Linked DNA regions of Homo sapiens: regions 2, 3 and 4 are each linked to region 1. A link is a contact called in ENCODE Hi-C or POLR2A ChIA-PET data. All regions are on one chromosome and are shown on one strand. Each heading gives the region's core, a stretch centred on a gene start or an enhancer-like site at or near the end of the contact. The rest is flanking DNA. Distances are from core to core; before and after follow the strand shown. Region 1 overlaps URB2 (URB2 ribosome biogenesis homolog). Region 2 overlaps GALNT2 (polypeptide N-acetylgalactosaminyltransferase 2). Region 3 overlaps GALNT2 (polypeptide N-acetylgalactosaminyltransferase 2). Region 4 overlaps GALNT2 (polypeptide N-acetylgalactosaminyltransferase 2).

Evidence for each region. Hi-C counts contacts between places; a loop is a spot of excess contacts on that map. ChIA-PET counts read pairs that join two places held with the same protein, here RNA polymerase II (POLR2A). Pooled maps may share reads with other maps.
Region 2: a loop to region 1 is called in a pooled map, with 2.3 times the contacts of the local background. The contact joins two enhancer-like sites. A Hi-C loop is called at or near these places in 1 of 168 maps with a recorded cell type or tissue (heart right ventricle), 2 of 37 single-sample maps with no recorded cell type and 6 of 50 pooled maps. POLR2A ChIA-PET finds 5 or more read pairs at or near these places in 1 of 52 experiments (MCF 10A).
Region 3: a loop to region 1 is called in a pooled map, with 2.9 times the contacts of the local background. The contact joins two enhancer-like sites. A Hi-C loop is called at or near these places in 13 of 168 maps with a recorded cell type or tissue (HCT116, IMR-90, MCF 10A and 8 more) and 18 of 50 pooled maps. POLR2A ChIA-PET finds 5 or more read pairs at or near these places in 2 of 52 experiments (activated B cell and activated naive CD4-positive, alpha-beta T cell).
Region 4: a map of Calu3 shows a loop between it and region 1 (4-fold over the local background). The contact joins two enhancer-like sites. A Hi-C loop is called at or near these places in 15 of 168 maps with a recorded cell type or tissue (Calu3, HCT116, IMR-90 and 10 more), 1 of 37 single-sample maps with no recorded cell type and 19 of 50 pooled maps. POLR2A ChIA-PET finds 5 or more read pairs at or near these places in 3 of 52 experiments (T-cell, WTC11 and activated B cell).

What each region holds. Positions count from the first base shown.
Region 1 is chr1:229,659,666-229,664,398 of GRCh38, reverse strand. It overlaps URB2 (URB2 ribosome biogenesis homolog), which reads right to left. Exons shown (of 10, transcript NM_014777.4): 10 at 4,199-4,733. Among named protein-coding and RNA genes, the nearest start is that of URB2, 36 kb to the right of the region's middle. Within about 2 kb of position 2,943, at least 2 of the 41 ENCODE cell types and tissues checked have a DNase peak (open chromatin) inside an H3K27ac peak, as active enhancers do.
Region 2 is chr1:230,183,352-230,188,248 of GRCh38, reverse strand. All of the region lies in intron 2 of GALNT2 (polypeptide N-acetylgalactosaminyltransferase 2), which reads right to left. Among named protein-coding and RNA genes, the nearest start is that of GALNT2, 120 kb to the right of the region's middle. RefSeq lists enhancers at 1,066-1,804, 1,805-2,543. Within about 2 kb of position 1,971, at least 14 of the 41 ENCODE cell types and tissues checked have a DNase peak (open chromatin) inside an H3K27ac peak, as active enhancers do.
Region 3 is chr1:230,247,390-230,251,822 of GRCh38, reverse strand. It overlaps GALNT2 (polypeptide N-acetylgalactosaminyltransferase 2), which reads right to left. Exons shown (of 16, transcript NM_004481.5): 9 at 2,552-2,639; 10 at 1,263-1,366. Among named protein-coding and RNA genes, the nearest start is that of PGBD5, 180 kb to the left of the region's middle. RefSeq lists an enhancer at 1-480. Within about 2 kb of position 1,607, at least 3 of the 41 ENCODE cell types and tissues checked have a DNase peak (open chromatin) inside an H3K27ac peak, as active enhancers do.
Region 4 is chr1:230,275,674-230,280,469 of GRCh38, reverse strand. GALNT2 (polypeptide N-acetylgalactosaminyltransferase 2) reads right to left here. Exons shown (of 16, transcript NM_004481.5): 16 at 1-1,167. The coding sequence ends at 1,012. Among named protein-coding and RNA genes, the nearest start is that of PGBD5, 150 kb to the left of the region's middle. Within about 2 kb of position 3,194, at least 3 of the 41 ENCODE cell types and tissues checked have a DNase peak (open chromatin) inside an H3K27ac peak, as active enhancers do.

The sequences.
Region 1 (4,733 bases), core at 1,694-4,193:
ACGCAGGGCCGTGCACTGATTTGTGTTTCTGTGGGTGCTTCTTTATCACCACCTTGGCAGCCGGCCAGGCGTTACTGCTGGGATTTCCCGTGGCCTCATTTTTCTGAGTGTGTTTCTCGCCCCAGGCCCCAGCACACTTTCACCTCCGTTGAGCCTGGTCTACTGAGTCACATCCCCTCAATCCTCCTTTGTAATGAAAAACCACTCCCACTACTACTAGTTGTGTTCTTTCTGGAGCATTTCACAAACCTCTTCCTTCCTCTCATCCAAATATTTATGTTCTACGATCAACCAGAACTTCACATTAAAACCATTGTAACAATCCAGTCTCCACAAGCTCCTAACATCCCAAAGCTATGCTGCCTCATGGATGTTTCTCCCTCTGATGAAAAAAGAGATCTTCCTCCCAATAGGTGACCCCAGCAGAAGAGAGAGAACAGGATTTTGTAGAGAATCAATCCCCATGACTCCATTCCTTTCTCCCTCAACAGAGCTGGCTCTGGAGTTAAGGGTAGGGCAGGACAATCAGGGAACTCCAAAGACGAGGAAGGAGGTGACAGACCTAGGGATGCCAGTGAGGCACAGTGGTCATGGTGGCAACGGGGAACAAGCTGGGTAGAGGGACAACAGGGCAGGCCAAAGAAAGGACATTACAAACAGGCTCATTGGGCCAGGCACGGTGGCTTACACCTGTAATCCCAGCACTTTGGAGGCCAAGGCAAGAGGATCACCTGAGCCCAGGAGTTCAATTCCAGCCAGGGCAAGAGCGAAATCCCATCTCTACTTAAAAAAGATTAGCGAGGCGTGGTGGCATGCACCTGTAGTCCTAGCTACTTGGGAGGCTGACATGGGAGGAGCACTTCAGCCCAGGAGTTGGAGGCTGCAGTGAGCTAGGATCACACCACTGTACTCCAGCCTCTTAAAAAAAAGGAGCAAGGGAAGCCAAGAAGAGTCCAACAAGGAGGCTCAAGTGTGAGTTCTCACATCAGCGATGGCAGATGGGCAGGGGTGGCAGTCCTGGGAATGTGGGGTCAGGACATTTCAGAAGGGTCCCCAGTGTGGACATGAGGCTACAAAAAATATCAGCAGGAAACAAGAGGGAAGACTGGGAAAGAAGAGAGGTCACCAGCAAGCAGGAGTGATTGAGAGAGGTGGCCCAGACACACCAGGGAGGGAGGGCAGAGAAGTCAGTGAGTGGGGATGGCAGAATGGTGTTGGAAGGACGTGGGGACAAGAAAGCACAGGGCAACAGAAGTAACATCCATTAGAGAGACACGAGAGACATACAGGCTGAGGGGGAAAGGGTGAATATCACCTCTCCCTCCAGCCACTGAACTTGTCTGCTGGAAGAGATGGAAAAGGTAAACGACAAAGTAAAATTTAAAAAAAAAGGAGAGTGTTCAGAAGTTGCACAAGGGAATGAGGAATCAAAAACGACACTGCTGCTGCCTCTACAGCGGCTTTTATGAGACATAAAGCAGAAACGTATGAGCTTATTAGACAAAAGAATTCAGGCTATAGCCTGGCATGCCGGCAATAAATCAAAGTTACCTCTATGAGTTATGAGAAACCAGGGCCAGGTGCGGGGGCTAACACCTGTAATCCCAGCACTTTGGGAGGCCAAGGAAGGGAGGACTGCTTGAGGCCAGGAGTCCCAGACCAGCCTGGGCAACATAGTGAGACTATCTCTACTAAAAACTTAAAAATTAGCTGGTTGTGGTGGTGTGCACCTGTAGTCCCAACTACTTGGGAAGCTGAGACAAGAGGATCGCTTGAGCCCAGGAGTTGGAGGGTGCAGTGAGCTAGGATTGCACCACTGCACTCCAGCCTAGGCAATAGAGCGAGACCCTGTCTCCAAAGAAAAATGAAAAAGAGAAACCGAAAAAAAAAAAAACTCCCCCAAATCCCTTCAAGTAGACACCCCCTCTTTGCTGTCTTTTTTTCTGGAGACTTCACATCACTCCTTAACATTGGGCAGTTTCCACAGCTACTGTAGGAGGCTGAGTCCGGGAAGCTGCAGAAGACAGGCTGTGAAGGAGACCCACCCACTGTGGTCCACAAGCAGGGCAAGGTCGAGAACGGGGCTGTGTGTTGTCTGTGCCATTGGGGGCCCCCTGATGTACTACTGTCCAGGACCGCCCAAGGCAACATCCCAGGCAAAGTCACCCCGCTGAGCCTTCTCTCACCCAACTCCCCTTACGCCCACCCCTCCCTTCAGGTGTCCGCCCTCAGCCAAAACCAGGCTGCCACATGGATTCAGTGCAGGCATTAAGGATCAGCACCCCAGGCCCTTCCAGGGGCGCCTCTCACCACCCAGGCAGGTCTCAGTTCAAATATCACCTCTTTCTCCAGCCACTGAACTTGTCTGCTTTGCTGCCAACCCCGCGATCACCCCCTGGCCTATTTGTTTCCTGGCTCATTGTCAATGTCCTCTACTAGAAAGCTCCCTGAGGACCAGGGCCATGTCTCCGTGCCTGGTACAGACAGGTGATTCATGCACATCTGTCAGGTGATGGGGGTCTGGAGCCACAGCAAGTCCAGTGGGGACAGTCTCTCTGAAGCCCAGCATTTTGCCGTTCCCCAAGCTGAGTCCCCAACTCTGCCATGTGGAGAGCTGGCTGGGCCAACTCTCTTTGCTTGTGAGGTCTATTCTAACAGGATAAAAATGAACAACAGAGCCTCCATATTTGCCAGCCAGAAACATGTTTCTTCTACCCTATGAATCAGCAAAATGGAGTTAAAACAAATTCTTTGCTGAGGAGCGTTTAGAGTTCAAATAGAAATGACTGTGAGGAACCTGTGACTGCTTCCCCAGAAATGGGAACACAGCAGAGAGCCCTTCAGAGCTGTGCAGGGAGGAGGTGGAGTCCCAGCCTTCTCTTCGTCCTTCCCTTCCTTCAAGGCTGACTACCTGGCAGCCGCTGCCAACTCCCTTCGAAAGGCCCTGCAGTGCCACCACCAGGACGCCTGATGAACTGCTCCACGTTCGTCAGCTCACCCAGCATTCCCAAGGCAGGGGGAAAGGATGGTCCCCTCACCTCTGGCCTTCAGAACTTTCAGCACAGGAAAAACTAGCCATGGCTCCATGAAGGCCTTGGAGACAGTTAGCTTCCGGTCTGGGCACTTGAACCAGAGGCAAACCTAAGACCGTGTTTTAGCTCCCGCTTGTTTACAGCTCGTGTCCTTGAAAGGTCGCCCGCTCACACCAACACCCATCTCCAATTGTGAACAAGAAATGGCGCCACCAGACTCTCTTCGAGGCTCCTGCAGGGAGTTTACTACAGAAACAAAATTCTGTCAACACAAAGCATTAAGCGAAAGGATGCCAGACCAGCCGAAGACATTTCTGGTGGCCAGAGCTTCGAAAGGCCCTCTGCACACACAGTCTAGATGAGGAAGGGAAGGGAACAGATGACATGTGCAGTGCGTAAGGCAGGACTGTCCCCCAGCCCCCACAAGATAGCACAGGAAATAAAATCAAATGTGGGGCGTAAAACAAGGGCCATTTCTCTTAGGTATCAAAGACATTCATTTTATATTGTCTGCTCCAATCACATCTGCTTGAAAATACAGTGTTAAAAAAAAAAAGCCTTTGCTTAAGGATGATCCTTCAAATAACTTCAAAAGTCTGCATTTTGAACTAATTAAAAAGGGAATTCCAACATGATTCCCCCAAAGACAGTGAATAAGAAAAATGGTAAATATCCCAATTGAGAAATGTGCTATTACAGAAGAAAGATAATTATATAAACATAATTTACATAAGAAATAAAAATGGTAAATGTGAAAAATGTATAATCTCTTAGTAATTAAAGAAATTCAAAACAGAATAACATCTCTCTCCTATCAAGGAAGCATAAAGAAACAAAAATCAATAATATTAAAGTTGACTCACTAGTAGGAAAATAAATTAGTAATATTCTAGGGGGCAATTTGGCAATATTTATATAAATCCTTTAAAAATGATGTGGTTTTCTGACAAATAATACAACTCATGAGAATTCATCTTCTGAAAATAATTCAGCTGCAAGCACCATCTATAAAAGGGAATTTGGACAGATACCTATGTCTAACCATGGTGTACTTATTAAATAAAACAACAATATCTACTCAATGGACTACTATGCAGCCAAAAAAAATATATGTCGAATGTTTTCACTGACCCAGAGTTACTTAAAATATTACACAGGAAAAAAGGTAACTTTAAAAAAATGCATTTATGATCCAATTTAGCTACTATATATATTTATATGCACATCTATATACATACACATAGTAAAGGGACTACAACAAGATACTCCAAGGTGACAACCGAGGTTATCTGGGTAACTGAGACTATGAATGAGTTTTTTAAATTATCCTTTTATTTTTCTTTTCTGAGGTTGCTATAATAAAAATATATTGCTTAGGTAATAAGAAAAAACAATTAGGATTATTTCTTAAACTGCATAGGAAAAAAAAATTCCTAAATGAACTTCACAGAGCTAACACAGGAGGAGCAGGCAGGAGCCCTGGCACCTGTGCTAAACGTCACCGACCTGCCTGAGGTGCCCACTATCGCCACCCAGAGCAGACACCTCAGGCCACAGACTCTAACTTTCCCTGACTTCTTCAGAAAGCATACTTAGAGGGAAGGCAGAAAATGTGACATTTCAAGAATACTTCCCATGTTACTTGAAGAATTTGAAAGGCAAGTATATTTAAACAGGGCTGAATTATACGCCCATGTACCC
Region 2 (4,897 bases), core at 722-3,221, 520 kb before region 1:
TTGTGACCACGGCAGCCCCAAGAGTGGTAGTCTCCAAAGTGGGGCCACATAAGACAATCTTCTGGGGCAAAGAAAGAAAATGACAGACATTGTCAAGTATTTTCCTCATCCTTTATAATAGCTTATTTTAAATACACTTTATGATACAAACAGGAGGCAGGGAAATACTGGGTAGGAGAGAGTGGTCCCTAGCAAACGCCACACCCTCAAGCCTGGAACCGTAGGGCCCAAAGTGAGAACATGCATTTCTGTTTTCCTGCCCGAATGTTGCCTTTTCCAAAACCACCCCGGCCCGCCCCACCCTCCATCTTGTACCCATAAAAACCCCAGGCCCTACCAGCAAAGCAATAGAGAAGGAGAGAAGAAACAGCCGGATGTTGGAGAGAATCAGCTTGATTTCAGAGGGACAGCTTGACAGCAGGACTTTGGAGAAGAGTTTGGCTGGGGACAGCAGGACTCCAGGGGAAGACCATCTTCCCACTTAACCCCCTTTCTAGCTTCCCATCCCACTGAGAGCCACTTCCAGTGCTCAATAAAGTCCTCCACATTCACCATCCTTCAATTTGTTTGCACAACTTGATTCTTCCTGGACACCGGACGAGAATTCAGGTACCAAGAGGGTGGATGCAAAAGGCTGTCACACTGACCTTGCACTGAGCTAACACTTAAGTCATCTGTGGACAGCAAATCTAAGAGCACACTGTAACATATGCCCTCTAGGGCTCCAGGGGTCACAGGTAGCCCCACCCAGATGCTGCCGGGGGGCTGCACAGAGTTCTACTCCTGCCGATGCCCAAAAGCACTCACCCCAGCCCCTGCACCCACTCACCTGCATGCTGCTCCTCCCATGAGGGGCTGAGAGCTGTGGGCTGAGTCCTGTGAAGGGGTCAAGGGAACTATCCCATTTCATTTAGAATGTATCAATAAATCTGTACGGCAATATGCATGTAATTCCTAAGTAAGCATTTTAATACATATGTGTGTGGGAGGTGGTCTAAATATACGTCTGTTCATAGAGTGTGCGATCAGAAAATTGGAGACTGTTGGCCTGGAACATCACTGCTCTGCCCTGTTAGATCTGGCTCCTTCATCTGTCAGTGGGTTCTGTGGCCATAAAAGCATCCAGCTTGGTGTCATGTCTTCCCGCCCATCTGTCTACAACTGCTACATGCCCAACACACAGAACACAGGAAGCCACTGAGCTTCCTGAACACACCACTGACACACTGGGAAGTGCCATGGCCAGCGGTTTCTTGCAAACCATAAAACTTTAGCTGTGTTCCTCATGCTTAGGGAAAATGTATTTTTCAATCACAAGAAAATAATTTCTAACAACAAAAAAATTATGTGTATGTTGGTTTAGTAAGAAAAATGGTTTCAACATAAAAAGGAAAGAAAGCCCTTTGGCAAAATAAAAAGACATTGTGCATTTATCAAAAATTACTACTAATAACTCAAAAGAGAGGCAAATCAGTACATTCTGATCTCTTTGAAGATAAGAAAACCAACTGTATGCAATAGTTAAGGATATGAAAGGCAGAGTCAATGTGAGCACTCAAATGATTTTAAGTAAGGTATGACTCTCAATGGTCAAATCCAGCCTATGACCTGAAGATGGCTTTTCCCTCCCTCTCTCTATTTGCCTGAAAACCATCAGAACACTTGTATGTTTTTAATAGAAGATAATCCATAGGAAGTCTCTCATTAATCCACACAACAGAAGTGTGTATCCTAGCTTCCTATTATTATAATAAAGGAATATTAACTATTCTATTCAGATGCTCCCCATTGTGTGGGTAATGTTTACTTTACATATGAAAGAACTGTGGCTCAGGGCTTCATGACTCATCCAGGAGCTGGAAAGATGACAGGGAGGCCGACTTAACACACAAATTGACTGCATGCATGCGTCCAGTCAGAGTTCCTGGAGGAGACAGTGACATACCTGCATCTGGTGTAGGTGGGACAACGCATGGGGAGGGCACAAAGGAGGGGCTTGGACTCCCTGGGGTGACGCTTGTCCAACCACAGTCAAGAACACAACGTGCAAACACTCTCACCAGCAAACACTCTCACCAGCAAACACTCTTGCCAGCAAAGCAAACACTTCATAAACGGACGTCCAGTTCCCAATAGGCATGTAAGGAGCTTGAAAGTCGTTATTCCGTCCTAACAGTAAAAAGCTGAATAAAATGAAAAATCAGCACTTCTTAGAGATCTGCCTTGGATCTGTTGGAGAAATGTCACAAGCCACAGCCCCCCAAATTGGACAGGTGAATACAAGGAATCACAATTCACTGGAGCAGAAGCCTGTAAGTAGAAACCCCTGAAGATCCACTACGGGGGTAGGAAAACCTAAACTGTAGTGGAAAATTCCTGGAGGCTCACTGTGGACAAGCCTAAGAGATTAAAAACTCCAGGGGGACCCAGTCATGGGGGTGTGGCAGCTATATTTGTGTGAGTTTTACCTCCTGGAGCTCTACCAGATCCTCACAGTGAATATTGAAGAAATATCCCCTCATGCTTACAACAGTGAGAGGGGAAAATAACCATTTTGAAAGAAGCCAGGGCACTGTGTTCTTATTAATAAGGCCTGCCATCGGGAGAAACTATTTAAACAGGGACTAAACTGCTAGCATTTATCAGAGCCTGTCCAATCTGAGGAACAGGAAATAACCAGCCTCTGCTAGACTTTAGTATCACCTAAGGATGTGGAGAGGGGGAAGCTGAGAAGCAAATGTGAGGCTCACAGCCCAGACACAAAGGTTCCCTAAAAGAATGAGACCAAATCATAGGACTATAGCAAGCTTCCCCTCCCACTACACCTTAACACCACACAACTAAAGGCCTGTTTACCAGGGTTCCGTGCACCAAGTCCATCACATCCAGCTTTCAACATAAAATTACAAGGCACACTAAGAGGTTAAACACACACACACACGCGCGCACACACACACACACACACACACACACACGCACGCACGCACAGTTTAAAGAGACACAGCAAGTATCAGAACCAGACTCAGATATAGAACAATGTTGGAATGATCAGATCAGGAATTTAAAACAACTATAATTAATATGCTAGGGACTCTAATGGAAAAAGTAGGTAACACACAAGAACAGACAGATAATGTAAGCAGCGAAATGGAAATTATGAGAAAGAATCAAAAGGAAATGCTAGAGATCAAAAACACTGTAGAGAATGAGGAATGTCTTTAATGGGCTCATTAGCAGACATGACATGCTGAGGAAAAAAATCTCTAAACTTTAGGACATGACATTAGAAACTTCTAAAACTCAAATGCAAAGACAAAAAAGATGAAAAAAATTGAAATAATATCCAAGAACTGTGGAACAATTACAGTGGTGTAAATATGCATGATGGGAATATCGGAAGGAGAAGAAAGAGAGAAAGGAACAGGAGAAATACTGGAAGCAATAATGACTAAGAATTTCCCCAAATTAATGTTGAACACCAAAACGCAAATTAAGGAAACTTAGAGAACACACAGAATAGTATAAAGGCTCCAAAAACTACACTGAGGCATATCATATTCAAATTGCAGAAAATCAAAGATAAAGAAAAAAAATTGAAAGAAACACCTTACCTATCAATAGAGGAGCAAAGAGAAGGATTATAACTAATGTCTTCTCAGAAACCATGCAGGAAAGAAGAGAGGAGAGGGAAATATTTAAAGGGCTCAGAGAAAAAAAAAATGACCACCTAGAATTCTGTACCATTTAAGATTGATCTTCAGGCCAGGCGCGGTGGCTCACGCCTGTAATCCCAGCACTCTGAGAGGCCAAGGTGGGTGGATCACGAGGTCAGGAGATCGAGACCATCCTGCCTAATGTGGTGAAACCCCATCTCTACTAAAAAAATACAAAAAAATTAGCTGGGTGTGGTTGGGCGCCTGTAGTCCCAGCTACTCGGGAGGCTGAGGCAGGAGAATGGCATGAACCTAGAAGGCAGAGCTTGCAGTGAGCTGAGATAGCACCACTGCACTCTAGCCTGGGTAATAGAGCGAGACTCTGTCGCAAAAAAAAAAAAAAAGATTGATCTTCAAAGATGAAGAAGGGATAGAGACTTCCTCAAACACAAGTTGAGGGAATTTGTTGCCAGTAGACCTGCCTTGCAAAAAATGTTAAAAGCAGCTCTTTTAACATAAGAAAATAACATCGATCAGAAACCTGGATCTACATGAAGAAAGGATGCATCAAAGAAGGAATAAGTGAAGGTAAAATAAAAACTTTTCCTTTTTTTTTTTTGAGTTGTAGTCTTGCTCTGTCACCCAGGCTCAGAATAGTGGTACGATCTCGGCTCACTGCAGCCTCCGCCTCCCAGGTTCCAGCGATTCTCCTGCCTCAGCCTCCCAGGTGGCTGGAATTACAGGCACGCACCACCACACCTGGCTAATTTTTGTATTTTTTGTAGAGACAGGGTTTCACCATGTTGGCCAGGCTGGTCTTGAACTCCTGACTTCAGGTGATCTGCCTGCCTCGGCCTCCCAAAGTGCTGGGATTACAGGCATGAGCCACTGCTCCTCGCCTATTTTTCTTATTCTTAATTGAACTATCATATAATGGGTTGTTTGAAATAATAATAGCAACAATATATTCCATCATGTATTCTTTTATATATTATATACATATGCTTATGTGGATGTAAAATGAATGACAGCAATGATATAAGTGATGGGAGGGAGGAATCAAGAATACTTTGTTGTTATAAGATACGTGCACTACCTGTGAAAAAGTATAGTGTTATCTGAAAGAAGACCAACTAATTTTTTTTTAAGACACATAATAGATATGCTGAGAAGAGAGAGAAAATGGGATCATACAGAAAGCTCAATTAAAACGACAAAAGGCAGAAAAAGTGTGAAAGGTAAAA
Region 3 (4,433 bases), core at 358-2,857, 590 kb before region 1:
TGTCTCATTTCAGCTAATAGTATGCAAACTTCTGAAAACCACACTGTTTTTGAGAAATGGCCACCTACACGATACGCTGCCCTACTGGGCGACCCTGGCCTGCTGGATTTCCACTAAACCATTAGGGGATACCCATGGAACAGGGTGACAGAACTCTCTTTAGAGGGTTAACAATTCTGAAGCCTTTTGTACTCAAGTGACTTCAATCCAAGCTTTCCCTAGAGGTTAATGTATCATTTTTTTAAAACAACCCAAAAGGAGTTTGACTCACGGTCTCTCCACCCGTGCAGTATAGTAATCGAGCCTAAAGAAGCTTTCAACATCAAACCAAGGCAGAGAAATCCTCAAAGATGAGATGGTATCACTGACTTCAACATCATAAAACAATGGAAAAATAATAGGCTAGGCTAGTCTTTTCTTTTAAAGTAACAAAAACTTTCAAAGTCTCAAAACTATTAAAAATGAGTGGCCTCATTTTCCCCTTTCCTTCTCCCCTGTCCTCCAGGGTACACTCACCCAAGGACGAATGTAAGTTAACAACACTCAGCAGCCCAGGAGAATTCGCTCAGAATGTCAAGCATTTGAAACAAAAGGCTTTAATTGAAACAAGCAAAAAAGATCTCCCCCACTCCAAACCCTAAACAAACAAAACACATCTTTTCATCTTTTATGCAGTAAATATAAGGCTACCAATATAGACCACAATGTGCAAAATTTTGCTGTGCCTAAACCTGGGTAAAAATAATTTGCATGGGGTATTTAAAAACAAAAAAACAAACAAACAGAAAAACAAATGAGAACCATTCGCAAAGGTAGTCGAGAAGGGATTAAGTGCCAAGGCCTCCCTGCCCCATCGGATTTTCATGATTTCAATTCAATCAATCCCACCAGCCTCGCCGGGGTTCATTTTCCACTCTCCACCACTCAGCATGAATCTGAGCTCCTGGACTGTTTCCCTCTGTTTTTGCAAGCCTGCAACATTCCAAACACTTGGGTTCAGACGCCTTGAAAGAGTTTGCATTTCCCTTCAAAGACTTTATCCGTATTCTGGCATCCTCCACTCTAACCTAGGGAGGCACATTTTAATGCCCAACTCATGAGACTTTCAAGAGCAAAAGGGGTGTTACATATGTGTTTGCAAGGATCGATTAAGCCCAGTGAATGGTCACTCTGAAGCCTTTTAAATTTTTTTTCCAATTGGCACCCTGCCTTTTGCAGAGCTGAGGCACTTCTCTGTCCTGAGATTTGAGGCTTGTACATACCTAGGTTCTCTCCTCCCCACACATCCATCATCATGTCGTACTTCCCCAGTTCTTCAAAATAGAACTTATCCATCACAAACAGCCCACCAGCAATCATGGGGGTTCTAAAGAGGCAGAAAGAAGAGGGGGGAGGGAGGAGAGGGCAAAGTCAAGGTTAGATTGCCAGCACCCTTGCGCCAAGGCCAAGCCTTGATTCCCTAACAATAAGCTGATCTTCAGAACAGCCACACTGCCACTGTTTTCTGCTCAGTGCCCAGCATGCCACTCTCTCTGCTTCACCACTGCTGCCTTCAAATGCCTCCCCCACTGTCCCTGCCTGGATGTTCCCACAGTGCCAGGGGCTGGACTGAGCCTCCCCTATGTGGGAGCGACTGCTGGGGCTGGATCACTACTCACTGACATGCTGCCATAGGCAAAGAACTCGGCCTTTCTGTGTGTCAGTTTCCTTATAGGGTAGCTACGAGGATTGCAAAAAATCATGGGCATAAAGCCCTGAGCACGCTTAGGAAATGCTCCACAGCACCAGCTCTCATTATCACTATCATAGATGAGACTCCACCTCCTACAAGGGAACCCACCATGCTCCTCACTTCATCATCCCAGGAAGGGGTTGACAACAGATGTACACTGAGCTCCCTACTTTGTTCCCAGAAGCGATGCTGTGCGAATTCAGTGTAAAGTGCTGGGAAGGTCTATGGCACACTGCAGATGTTGGCTAAATGTCAGCAAATATATTTCAGCGCTAAGTACTCTGTGAATGCTATCTCACTTAACCGTGTGCCAACTTGGAAGAGGTGGCCCCCTTCTCTCCCCAGCTAGAGAAGGCATCCTGACTCTCAACCAGAAAGCCCACCGCCCGGCCTGGGAATCTTAAAAGCATGGGCTTCATGAGCATGGGCTCCTTCCTCTGCAGGAGAGCAAAGGCCTGCTGGGCAGTAGCAGCAGTAAGCCTCCTGCTGCCCACCAAGCCCCTTTTCCTGGGCCTGGGGTCAGCTCGGAGATCCTGCTCTGCTACAGAAACGCTCTACATTATCAACATACAGGAATGCACAGACCTAGCAGATAGGCCTTATAAACCTATGTGAGACTTCAACTGTGGAAAAGAAATCTCCAAGGATTTTATTCTATGACCTGGTGGAAGGTGCTCATCTTTGAGCTGAGACGAGGGGAAACCGGAGGGCAGAAGGTGAACAGCCCCCACTGGGTCTCCAGGCGGTGCGGGCCCAGCAAAGAAGCTGGAACCTGGGGTCTCATCTGGGAGGGGCACCCTGAAGGATGCTGGCACTTACTTTATAGGGGCGACTGGGTTCCCCTGCCGGGACCTTCTCTGCTCAGGCGTCATGTAATCCCACTTGAATACCAAGTTCCAATCAAAACCTGCCAGCCAGGAAAAGAAACAGGGTGTTGACAAGAGACTGGCCACTTCCTCCCGACACCCCCATTCCTCACAGCTTAAAAATATTCGATGTTTGGACAGAACTCAATGAAAACCAAAACAAAGCCAAAAAAGAAGGTGTGGAGGAGAGAGAAGGGGACTGGGGGCGTGGGTGTAGCTGAAGAGAGAGACCGGCAGTGAGGGTGAATGTTGAAATCTTCTCCCTGCCCCTCCCTAAAGAAAATGTGAGTCAGGCTTTTCTAATATTGAAATGCATAGGAAAAAATGAAATATGGGGAGAGAACTGGGGTCTGTGTGGTGATAACCAGGGCATGTCCAAGGGCTGTAAGGATGTGAGGAAAAAGAGCATCCAACATGAAAATCAAGCCGTGGTACCTCCAACACTGCCCCAGGGGAAGGCAATGCTGGGGAGGGAACGAGGCTTTGTCAGTTCCCTGGGCCAGCAAACTTCAGACTGTATTTGCAGCAAGAATGGAGTGGGAACATGCTGGGAATATGAAAACTTTAAGGGAAAATGAGCCAGCGGAAGTTGCCAAGCTGGGCAAATAAGCTTCAATTTCAGATATATTTGGCACCTGTTGCATTTCATTTTTGGAATCCACAGACCCCTGAGGATAGAAGAGCCTAGACCCTGTACCCGGACTTGGTTGTGGGCATCTGCAGGGCCTCAGGTCTCGCTCTTGCTCCCAGGGTCACACACATAGTGCCTCTTGGAGGCCAGCAGGCTCCACCTGCGGAAGCTGTCCTGGTGCATCAGGAGGCCACTTCTTGGCAAACACATGGCTCATGGTGCTGCATTTCCAATTCCAAGGGTCTGACAGCAAAACCTAATGACTCTAGGGCATGCATCTTTCAATCCTCTTAAGCTCTCTGCCATCAGGCTTTTTGTCAACAGGGCTTTTGCAATGCCTAAGTTTGGATTTGTCTGCATGCTTTGAATTCATAGTCTGTCCGCCCTGACAGCCCCAGTGACTGAAGGATGGCGGGTGAGGGTTTCTGAGTGTCCTGGGCTGGCCAAGAATTTATGGCTCTGGACAAAGAGGCCTCCCAGCTCCCTCACTGCAGGATAGAGTGGCCTCAGGCAAAGAGAGAGGGAAATGGACAGGGGCCCAGGCAGTGGGGACAGAAATGCACAGAGAGGAGACCCCTGCGGGCCCCTGAGCTGGCTCTTATCATGGTGCCTCAAAGGCCACGAAGGAAAACCAGAAAAACAATGTCCTGGCTGTTTCACTAACAGAGAAGGTTAAGGATTAGCTGACATAACCTTTCCTTTGTTTTTTTGATGTTTACTATTATCTTATTATTTATTTTATTAATTTGGTCCAAAGAGAGAGGCTATAGCAGATTAAAGATCTGTTAAGAATGGCATCCTTGATTTTTTTTCTAAAGGAATTTCATAAAATGCTCTTAGGGTGAACGTGGCCCCGTTCCTCTGACCCAGAAGACCTGCACCCCCACACGGAACACCTGGCTGTTCTTGCCCCTGCTCTGACATACGCAGCTGCTTTGGGAGAAATAGAGCCTGGTAGATCTCAGCTCTTCGAATACTTGGGGAAATACAACATTCTGAAAGCCAGGCTTTCTAGCTATCTAAGGATCCCTCCTCTTTAATGTCCCCAAACATTTTACTTCTCACCATTTGCTGGGAATCGTTCCTGAATGTTATGTTTCCCACCCTAGGTACAGTCCTCCAAGCATGCCCGCCCTCCCGCTGATGTCTAATTCCATTATGCCCTGTGTGGCCAGCACAATTATCATCCCATTTCCCAGAGGGG
Region 4 (4,796 bases), core at 1,945-4,444, 620 kb before region 1:
GAGCTATGGGGTATGTCTTATATTCCTTAGAGAAAAGAAATTTAATGTAAAAAGACCCAAAGTGATATCTGTCAAAATAAGTAACCGCTCCAGGTTCACAGATACGCACAGCACGCAAGGTGGATTCTGACGCACAGTAGGGACTCTCAGGCTGACGCCCAACAGGGATGCCGGGGCCGAGGCCGGTGGTCTGGAGGAAGCCCCCCAGCTGGCCACAGCAGTAGCACCAACTGGCTGATCGGGCTCCAGGGGACAAAGGCCACCTCCTCCCTCTGTGAGAAACTGGCCCCACCGGGCTCTGGCCCCTTCTCCCGGAAGCTGCGAACGGCTTTGTGGGGAATATACAAGATGACGATGATCTACAGAAACCATAGGGAACTGACCGTACATTCTTTCTCTATATAGCTTTATATTTAGTGTCCCACCATAGAAAACTTCATCCTCAATATAGCAAGTACATGAGGTGGAGGGGAGTCTGGCCCAGGAAGACACTTGCGAATGGAGGAGCAGAGAGAGGGACTATTGACGTAAACCTGCCACGTGACACGACTCGGCTTTGTGGAAACCATACGTGATTTCGAAGGGATTGAAAATGGAGATTTCAAGAGTTCTCCTCGCTCCCCTGGGGCATGTGTGCCCCCTCCTCCCGCCCTGTCCTCAGCTCGCACGCATCCGTTCAGTTGCTTCTACCACTCCCCAGTCGGTTGTCGCTGGGTGTCACTCAGTTGCGGAGCCGGCAGAAGTGAAAGCTGGAAGGAAGAGGGGCGCTCCGGCCTGGGGAAGGGGGCCCGGCTGGGCTGCACCGAGAGGAGGGGGAGGGCAGTTCTCGCTTCTTGCCGCTGCTGTGTCTGCACAGTCGTCCGTGCCTTGCCGAAGTTTGACTTTCAGACCATGATGGAATACTGAGGTATATTAGTTTCGCGGAAAGTTTAAGAAACATAATCAATAATGTGATCACCAGACTCCACCCAATGGTGCAGGAGACAGGACGGCAGGGCCTCCCGGACCCTCCTACTGCTGCAGGTTGAGCGTGAACTTCCACTGCTGCGAAAGGGCCGGGCCACACACCTCCACGCTTAGGCCCCCGCTCTTGGCCGTGCGACTGTCCAGGCACAGGTTGCTGCCCACGTGCCTCAGCTTGGAGTTGCCCTCGATCTGTTCCCATTTCTGCAAGACACAGGAGAGTGCCTTAGAGTGTGGGCACAAGCAAAGGAGTACAAACAGATTCGTGTGAATTCAGGACCTTGTGGCTGCATTAAAAACTCACAGATAGACACGTTTTTCCCAGCCTCTCATCTGAACGGCCGAGGAGCTTGCAGCAGCCCCACAGGAAACCAGCCACAGGTGCTGCTGGGACCCAGGAAGGAAACATATTCTCTGCCTTGGATCAAAACTCAGAACGTCTCCTGCCCCAAACTTTCTGTGGGTGTCCCCTCCTCTGAGCCCCAGAGCTCTGGGCACCCACCCCTTCGTCATTAACACAGGATTTGATGTAGGGGAATTTGCATGCCTTCGTATGAAAGCTTGATCCAGTGATGGTTCACCCCAAGAAGGGATCCACACAATGCAGGGCCAGATCCTCCCCTGGCTGTTGGAAAGCAGCCCTGCCTGGAGGCCTTGGTCTGGGCACCTCCATGCTCCCACTTAGGGCTTTCTGCTCGGGGGAGCCAGAGGAACGGTGTCAGGCCAAATGTCAGGAAGAGAGATGGTTGTTTGAACAGAACATAGCATTGAGAAGCCTATTTCTATGTAGTCTGTTCTCTACTGGTGTGCAAGCTCCTTGGTGGATATGAGAAACTTGTCTCTGCTACCCTTGAGCCCCCTGGTGCTCTGTATGGCAGGGACCAATGTTTGCTGAGTTCTGAACATGCCGCTTGTAAAGTACAGGGTACGATGCCTCTTTACTAACACTCAAATCAAGCGAACAACCAAACTCAACCCACATACCCGTTACCCACCAACTAAGCCAGAATCAAAGTGCACAACCCAGCCTGAAGGAAATCTGAGGAGCCCTGTTTAGCAAGTAACATAAATACCCCTTTCAGCCTGAGTGCAGGCGGCTCACGACACTAATCCCAGCACTTTGGGAGGCCGAGGCAGGAAGATCGCTTGAGGCCAGGAGTTCAAGACCAGCCTGGGCAACATAGCAAGAACCCATCTCTACAAACATTTTTTTTAAAAAAAATTAGCAGGGCATGGTGGTGCATGCCTGTTGTCCTAGCTCCTTGCAGGCTGAGGTGGGAGGATCGCTTGGGCACAGGAGTTCGAGGCTGCAGTGAGCTATGGTCATACCCACCCCTGCACTCCAGTCTTAAGCAACAGAGTGAGATCCTGTCTCTTAAAAAAAAAAAAAAAAAGAAAGAAAAACAGAAAAATCCCCCTTTAAAAATCTCTAATGTTTGTTCTTAAAAAAAAAAAGTAACATTTTTTTCTTCCCCAAAGCTCGTTTCAAATAATGAAGTCTGTGGTTCTAATTAATTTTTTATACTGTGTGCACGAAAGCTCCTTCACCTAAGTATTTTTTGCAAATCCTTTTGACATTGCAGAATTAAATTTTCTCACTCCTGCCTCCCTTTCCCCTTTGACTCTGCAAATATGCACAACATATGAAAACATGGACGTGCCTGGAAACCAAATGTTCCAACTGGCAAAGCCAGTTCAGTTCCAAGATAAAATTTGCTAAGGAGCTTCCTCTTGAGGGGCCAGTGAGTGAGGCAGGGAGGAGCCGGTGCAGGCAGAGGAGCCCAGTGCTGGGGACCCGACCTGCGCGAAACACCACAAGGATGTTGTCACTTGTACCCTGCTTTCCTTATTTCCGTCCACCTGCTCACCTGGAGTTCTTGCCAGCAGGGAAAGACAGTGCAATCAGAGGAGCCGGGGAGGCTTTTGCTAAGTGCCTGTCATTGCCTCTTTCATTTCCAGCTCCCTCGTTGCTGTCAATCACCCCTCATGCTGTTTTTCCCCATTGTCATGTAAAGTGTGTATGTATTGAGGCTGCCCTGTTACTCTGAGCAGCCAGGAATCTTCTCAACAAAGAATTCGGAATGAACGGAATCTGATTCTGGCCACTGGAGGGACTGCCTGTCATGTGTCAAAGCATCAGCTAAATCAAGAACCTTAGAAAAACAACAACAAAACCCCAGCTCCGTCTCGCACAGGTGGCCTTGTGGGCTCTGATCTGTCTGTCTGATGGGATTGTGGTTGGGGGTGGGGAGCGCAGATTTTCAAGGCAGTCAGACTCTACTGAAACAGCCCCCACATCCTCTCTAATAGCCTGAGTCTTGGGGTTTAAAACCTAACAGATCCCCATTTATACATGCCATACATCCAGAAAAACTTATTATTTATAGGTCTTTTCATGCTTCACAAAGGTCCTAAGCCGTGTCAGTTATGGTTCCCCAAAACTGGGACTGAAGCAGAAACACCTGTCAATTCTTGAAATTAAGCAATATTGAAGTAATATTTGTTTTTTAAAAAGGTGTCAACTAAAGTCATCACTTTATCAATCCATTACATCCAAAGACATCTCTGCTCCGTTACATCCCAGGGGAATGTGTTTGAGACTCACCCAGTACTTGGCTCAGCAGATGCCAGCCTTGCCCTCGAGGAGCTTCCTCTCGAGGGGCCAATGAGTGAGGCAATTTCTAGGTGGTTTGGGTCCAAGCGGTGCTAGCCTTCTCTTGTTTAACAGGCACTCCCTTACACATTTTGGTATCAAGTCATCAACACAGATGGACATTTAGAGATGCGGATTGTGAGCAGAACCCTAGAGAGGGGCTCCCACTGCCAGGACAGGCTGGGACTCTGCAGAGCAGGGAAGGAGGAGCACCCAGAGCTGGCGCAGGGGTTTGGAGACAGACAGGTGAAAGAGGGCCCTCTGCAGGCGTCTCCCTGACAACTGGGGTCAGAACCGGGGACTCGGTCCTGGCCTTGGTCTTCCCAGATGACTCCAGGGTGGAGGCAATGACTTTCTGAGACTTTTCTGTTGTGAAATCAGGGTTAGACTAGAAGCTGGCTTAGGCTCTTGGCTCCAGTAGGTTCTGTGCCTCAGTTTCCCTACATCCCATCTATCTCTAAGGACCGACTGTAAGAACAGGGGCAGGCACTCCAAGTATGGGCATACAGGGAGGACCTTTTGTGCTTGCATTTCTATTCCTGACACTAACTGTTACCCCATGCCTTGAGAAAGGGTGTGTCCACAAGCTGCCACAAGGGAATACGTCAGAGAAAACCGGCTTACAAGGCAGGTAGAAAGTCTATTCTGAAATGTTTAAAGAAACTGTGTGTATATGTGTGTGTGTGTATATATGTATATATATGTGGTGTGTATATATATGTATATATCTGTGGTGTCTATATATGTATATATGTGTTTATATATGTATATATATGTGGCATGTATATATACGTATATATATGTGGCATGTATATACGTATATATATGTGGCATGTATATATACGTATATATATGTGGCATGTATATATACGTATATATATGTGGCATGTATATATACGTATATATATGTGGCATGTATATATGTATGTATCTGTGGTGTCTATGTATATATGTGGTGTTTATATATGTATATATCTGTGGCATTTATATATGTATATCTATGTGGCATGTATATACATGTATATATGTGGCATGTATATTTGTATATATATGTGGCATGTATATATATGTATATATCTGTGGTGTATGTATATATGTATATATATGTGGTGTTTGTATATATATATGTGGTGTGTATATGTGGTGTGTATATATATGTGGTGTTTACATATGTATACAT